2 separate regions of the Homo sapiens genome follow, and region 1 is linked to region 2. Evidence: chromatin contacts called from ENCODE Hi-C or POLR2A ChIA-PET data. All regions are on one chromosome and are shown on one strand. Each heading gives the region's core, a stretch centred on a gene start or an enhancer-like site at or near the end of the contact. The rest is flanking DNA. Distances are from core to core; before and after follow the strand shown.

Region 1 (3,132 bases), core at 596-3,095, 120 kb before region 2:
CGGCATTAATGCAAAGCAAAATGCTGCCTAAAGCATGTTTTATATAACTGCAAATAAAAATGCTAAAAAAACACCTGCTGAATCTTGTATTTTAACCTCCTCCACTTAAAGCAAGAATCCACATGATCACCCTGAGCTTCCAAGTGGACTAAAGGGCCGGCCTTCTAAGTGGGTTTCACTTTCCCTGCAGTGAAATGGCCTTCTGAGTAAGGGGCTCACACATGACATCACCTTGGAAGGAAGGGCATGGGCAGGAAGGAAAACTATCAGATGACTGGCTTCAGGTTCAAATTCTTTATAGAGGGCCTGAAGCTGGTGAGCTTTCCACTGTAAGCAACACACAAAGTTTACTTTCTTTCCTAACTTTAATGCTGCCAGAATACACATGTACTCTTACTTTCTTAGGAGAAAATGTGTCATTTGATTTCCTTCCAGTTTATGTACTCGTGCCAACAACTAAAATGCTTAAAGAACCAAGATGAATTACTACCCAGAAACGGTGGTCAAAGTTCCAAAATTTGATCAATAAAATTGCTCATCGACTCACAAATTAATCTTCAGCCAGTAAAGTTACGCATTTTCGAGGTTATGAGTACACCTGCACTGTTAAGCATTTATTTCACTTGTTTAAGCAATCTTCAGAAGTATATAAATATTTATAGAAGAAAGCCTATGCTGGGCACAGTGGCTCATGCCTGTAATCCTAACACTTTGGGAGGTCGAGGCAGGTGGATCACCTGAGGTCAGGAATTCAAGACCAGCCTGGTCAACATGGTGAAACCAAGTCTCTACTAAAATTACAAAAATTATCTGGGCGTGGTGGTGCATGCCTGTAGTCCCAACTACTTGGGAGGCTAAGCAGGAGAATCGCTTGAACCTGGAAGACGGAGGTTGCAGTGAGCCGAGATCGCTCCACTGCACTCCAGCCTGGATGAAAGAGCAAGACTCCATCTCAAAAAAAAAGAGCCTACTATTTTTACTCATCTGTAATTTTCGTTTTGCAGCAAAATCTTGTTAATTTGTTTACAACTCATAAGCCTCCTGAAGGCAGGGTGTGTATCTTCAACAGTTCTGTATCCCATGAACACCAGCACCATGCCCAGCCTGCTTTGGAAATGTTCACCAACTTGCACTTAATTAATTCAGATCATTCTGATTCTGAATTTATGATGGGGCCAATTTTCAATTTTCATTTGTATCATTCATAAAAAAATTTGCGAAGCAAATGAACAGACTAAGTAAAAAGATAATTTTGGTTACTAAGTAGAATATTTCTCAAGAACTTCAGAAGCAATATCTATACCCGATTAATGCCTTCATTAATAAACCACATCACCCAAGAATGTGACCAGCTCAGATTTGGTTCAGTATGTGGATCTGCAAAGAGTGCCATTTCTCTCTTATTTACTCTCATCTCCCTGAAATTAGACCAAATTGGTGATGTTTGACTATATTTTATGATCTCTATCGAGTAACCACTTATAGCCTCCTCTAACTTTCCATTTTCTTTTGTTTGTATCATCAGCCTGTGAAACCAGAGAGCGCTGCCAAACATAAAGCAGGGAAGTGTGAGATATGCTTAAAATATGAGTCACAGTATATTTGGGGATTTGGGGGTTTTTTTTTTTCCCTCAAGCTATCAGCAGATCAAATCCTTCTTCCCTGTCAAGCCTTCCTCTATGCAGAAGATCTGAAATTTGCTAAAATCGGTCTCTCAGTGTAGTTATGAAGGGTGAGAAGATCAGAGATGAGCACTGTTAAGATTTGCTGTAGGATTTCCCTTTCATTTCAGAGCCACTCCGGCGGAGACGCCTCAGCAAGGATGCAGTATGGCAAGATATATTTAAATATGAAGGTTATTCCTTCTGTGAATCACCAGTCTATATGCATATTTTTATAATGAGGTAATATACCATGTGACCTAGGATAGTAATTTCTCCTCTGTTTGTGGAAGGCCAGCCAACCTAATAAAGCTTACTGAATGTGCATGACCCTATCAGGCAGCTGAGGGGTCCTTCAGCAATCGTCTGTGATACACACACACACACACCAGTCCACCAACCTTTTAGATTTATTTCCCCCGGCCAAATCTTAAAGCTGGTCTAAATTCTCTGCTTGTCAATTCCTCTACTTGGGGGGTAGGGGAAAAACTCAAGACATCTTCTTTACCAAAACCAGCGTTCAAGATTACCCCTTCTCCCCCTACTTTTTATACAGACTGAAGTGCTCAGCAGAATGTGTGAGGTTGGTTTTGACACTGTCCTTGCCAAGAAAAACGGAGCCCTCTATATCATCCACTTCTGCATGGTGGCTAAAAACCCTGTAACAGGCAAGAAGAAAAAGAGCCCTCAAAAGGAAATCCCCTGAAACTTTACTTCTTATATTTAGCCCTCAAGGAACTTCGTTCATCTTGGAAAAGAAGTTACCTAAAAATGCCATATGTTTTTAAAAAGCAAGTATGAGGGAAAATAATTCTACCATAAAAAAAATCACAAATGATATTCAATACTGAAGAGCAGTGTGATCAGACAGATTGTGTATGTGTGTGTTTTTTTATTATCTCTAACCAAAGCTCTACTATGTGTAAGATTTCCCCCCCAATAATATATTTTCATTTTCCCAATGCACTTGAGGCCTGATGAATTCAAGAGGACTCGGGGTATTTTTAAGGCTGTAAGAGCTCCAAGAGGGAGGCAAAAAGAATGGACCATCATTTGAATCACTGAGTGACAGGCTGGGCTAGCTCCCTGTATACATTAATAAATTAGAATTTTAATTGTGTCTCTGTCCACAGGAGATGCCCCAGTACTTTAATATGTACCAACAATTGGCTATGTTATGGAATCTGCAATGTGGCCTCCGCTGCTGACCTCTGAAACACAATTCCCAGTCTGACTACGGAAACTGTTCAGTTTGATCCTTTCAACTTATTTGAATCCTGACAAATAAGCTCACAGCTGAAAGGTCAACATAGTCGTATTTCATCCTCCAGAGCTGTTCTTAAGACATCTGCACAACAAAGCACTTCTTATAGCACCTGACATGGGCCCTCAATGGCACTGTACCTCATTAAAAATGTCCCCTGCATGCGCACGCATTCCAAGGCACATGGTCTGGTGATGGTTTACCAAA
Region 2 (3,123 bases), core at 211-2,710:
TGTTTATAATTATGACGAGGAAGGAAAAAAATTTCTGAGCTGTCATAATTGCTAATGCTACGGATTTGTTCCCTGTAGAATTCTGTAAGATAAACAGAGATTTGCATATTTTGAAGGTATTTTGTCTGTCTGTTAAACACTCCTGTTACTGTAAAGATGTTTTTCCTTGCCAGAAATAGCTAGCGATTTTTCTCATCTCATTTCTAGTTCTCTGCCCACTTGCTTTCCCCTCCCTAGGTTTTGGGAGTTCTCCCTCAAATACTAATGGTGGAGGAAACAAATCTTTTGAACAGTGGAGACATGAACAGAAACCCAATCACATCTATGGAAAGGAGCTGGATATGAGGACATATTAGTGCAGAGGAAGAACGGGTGCAGCAAAGAGAGACTGGGCACGGGGGCCCAAGACGGACTGAGAAAAATCATGTCTTCAGATATTTAGGCAACACTGAGTTTCAGAGGGCTTACCAAAAAAAACTTTCACTTTCTAGAAACAAATGGTAGCTTTGCAAGCTGAGTGATGCCAAGTTTTAAACAGCCTGGTTCAGATTCAGGAGAGACAGGGGCAGAGAAAAAACTTCTGAGACACTACTTCTATTTTTACAGTCACTTTGCTTAGACATCAAGGGCATGGGCACTTTTTTGGCAGCCTGTGCTGCTGGACGCCTCTGAGGAAAAGAAGTTGAAATTACATCAATTGAATCTTCCCATTTCCTAGAGCTAACTCAAGTCCCTCTGGTTAGGAACTGGTGTGTCTTGCTTTGGCTCTTGAGGTCTGAAATGGTAACAATCTTGGGCTCTTTCTTGCAGGGGAGGCTGGGATTCTTCAAAGTACAGATCCTTGTTCTAAGCCTAGATGGATGAGGCTGACATCAGAGCATTGCCTTTTCAGTTTGGGCTACTTGCCTCAGGCCCAGATGTGACTCCTGCCAGCCTCACTGCTCAACTCCACCCGGCAGCCATCCTGAAAATGCCCGTCACCTATGCAAGAGCCTCTTCCAGGCACAAGTGATGGCAGGGTCTACTCTGGGGGTCCCTATTGCTTCCCGGGGTTCTCTCTCTCTCTCTCTCTCTCCTGTCTCTCTCCCTCTCACTCCCTCCCTACCCCCTTCTGCATCTCATTCTGGCTCAATCTCTTTCACTCTGTCTCACCCTGTCACACAGTCTCTTTCCCTTTCAGTTTGCCATCTTCCTCTTAGTATCCCTTTCTCTCTGCTTGTCATTTTCCTCTCGCAGTCTTGCTCTCCACCTCCATCTCACATCCTGTCTCGCTGAGTCTCTCTTTTGCTCACTCCCCGCACGCACTACCTTGCTCGTTCTCAGGCTCCCTGCAAGGGCACTAAGTGCGCTGTTCACCGGCCAAGAAGAGGGATCCTGTACAGTCACACTGGTCAGACTGGGGTAAGAGCCAAAGCACGCAGGATGTCAGACGGCAGCTGACAGTCCCCTCTGATGACAGGGCAGAGCGCACAGGACGACTCTGGTTTGGCTGTGGGTGGGGAGAGTCATTTTGGTCTTCGTGGTAATGGCGGTGCCGGGCCTCCTGGACCACATGAGAAGGCTGGTGCGGTTCTAGCGATGCAGTGGTTCTCACACTCTTAGTCATCCTTCCACTGACACACAGTGGCTCAGAGCCCACTGCAGTCCCCTGCTCTTGTCTAAGTCTGCCTTTACAGCCCCACAGGCACGCGACCATGGTGACATCGGGCAGCTTTTATGATCCTCATGTCTCCTCGGATCCCCTTCCCACACAACTCTAAGATTCGGAACACAAATAGCGTTTACGTGAAGACCACGACCACAGGGCATCAAAAATTACCGTGTCTTCCTATTGGAAGCAACAGAGCCCTCTGATATAATGAGTCTGTAAACATACACTTGTCAAAACAAATTGAAAACACTCTCCCGCCAAAGAAACCCCCCAGAAAACTATTAGTCAATTTGAAATTATTCTAAGGTCCAGCTTAGTCTAGAGCTTATCTAACGGTCTATTGAGTTCTCAGTAAGTCATGTGAAAGGAAGTCCTATGATAACATTTCCTGAGACTTCTAGACATTTGATTAAGGAGTTATAAATCTTACAGTCTGACTTGTCACAAGCAGAGTGAGATTACACCCAGGGCTGTCAAGATTAAGTAAACTTGTCTTGTTCTCTTACAGGTCTTTCTCAGCCTTATACCATAGATTAAAGATTTGTTTTGAGATTAAAAAATGGTTACCATCATGCTCAATGTTTTTAAAAAAAAAAAAAAACAGTCAAAGGAGTATAAAGTGACAATTTTCAATCTTCACATCCTGAAACGTATTTACCTGCTATTCATCGGCAAGATTTTAATAAGCAGTAAGTAAAGAGGAAGGAGGAGTGCCTTCTGGGCTAGTCCAAAACTGTTGCCAGATTAATTCATTACAGCTAAAATGAATAACTATATTAAATCGAAGAATGTGTATGACTATGCAGCTCCCGATCTTCCAGTAACCAATTCCAAGAATGTGGTGGAATCAAATCAATATCATGGTGGGGCGGGTGGGGGGCGGGGGAGGTGTCCAGAAACCTCTTTGCAGAAGCCCCTGTCAAATTATATTGCTAATTTTGAATTGACACATTATTCTAGGAATGACCAGCAGTTACCATCAGCAAACCTGTGGAGACTGAGGTTTGAATCCAACACATCACGGAAAGAGAGGATATTTAGGGAGTTCTAGGTCACTGGGATGCTTCCTCAGTTTAGTGACAAGAGATTTGGTACCTAAGTGGAGAACTTACTGTTTTCAATTCTCTATACGCACCGAAATTATTGGGTTAAATAAAGACATGACAAGCCATAAATCAACCTGCTTTTTTTTTTTTCCTGTGGAGTTTTTACTCAGGTGTACTCTAAATGTGCATTAAACTGCAGCTCCATTAAGCAGTTACAATGAAGGTAAAGGGCACAAGGCTAAACACCACAGGACCTTGTATGGATCTCATAGCTTTAATGGAATCAGGTTTTTAACAACTCTTTTTTCGTTAAATACAGTCAGTGTCAGGAAGATGCGTCCCACTCATAAAGCAGCGCAATGACAATGTACAGTGGCACTAACACAAGGACATAGTTCATCATGACATTTCCAGCAATTCCCAACT

Evidence for each region. Hi-C counts contacts between places; a loop is a spot of excess contacts on that map. ChIA-PET counts read pairs that join two places held with the same protein, here RNA polymerase II (POLR2A). Pooled maps may share reads with other maps.
Region 1: a map of endothelial cell of umbilical vein shows a loop between it and region 2 (4-fold over the local background). The contact joins two enhancer-like sites. A Hi-C loop is called at or near these places in 2 of 168 maps with a recorded cell type or tissue (B cell and endothelial cell of umbilical vein) and 4 of 50 pooled maps. POLR2A ChIA-PET finds 5 or more read pairs at or near these places in 7 of 52 experiments (AG04449, AG04450, H1 and 4 more).

Annotation. Positions count from the first base shown.
Region 1 is chr3:71,107,811-71,110,942 of GRCh38, forward strand. All of the region lies in intron 7 of FOXP1 (forkhead box P1), which reads right to left. Among named protein-coding and RNA genes, the nearest start is that of FOXP1-AS1, 180 kb to the right of the region's middle. Within about 2 kb of position 1,846, at least 4 of the 41 ENCODE cell types and tissues checked have a DNase peak (open chromatin) inside an H3K27ac peak, as active enhancers do.
Region 2 is chr3:71,225,496-71,228,618 of GRCh38, forward strand. All of the region lies in intron 5 of FOXP1 (forkhead box P1), which reads right to left. Among named protein-coding and RNA genes, the nearest start is that of FOXP1-AS1, 63 kb to the right of the region's middle. RefSeq lists enhancers at 972-1,472, 2,666-3,123. Within about 2 kb of position 1,461, at least 19 of the 41 ENCODE cell types and tissues checked have a DNase peak (open chromatin) inside an H3K27ac peak, as active enhancers do.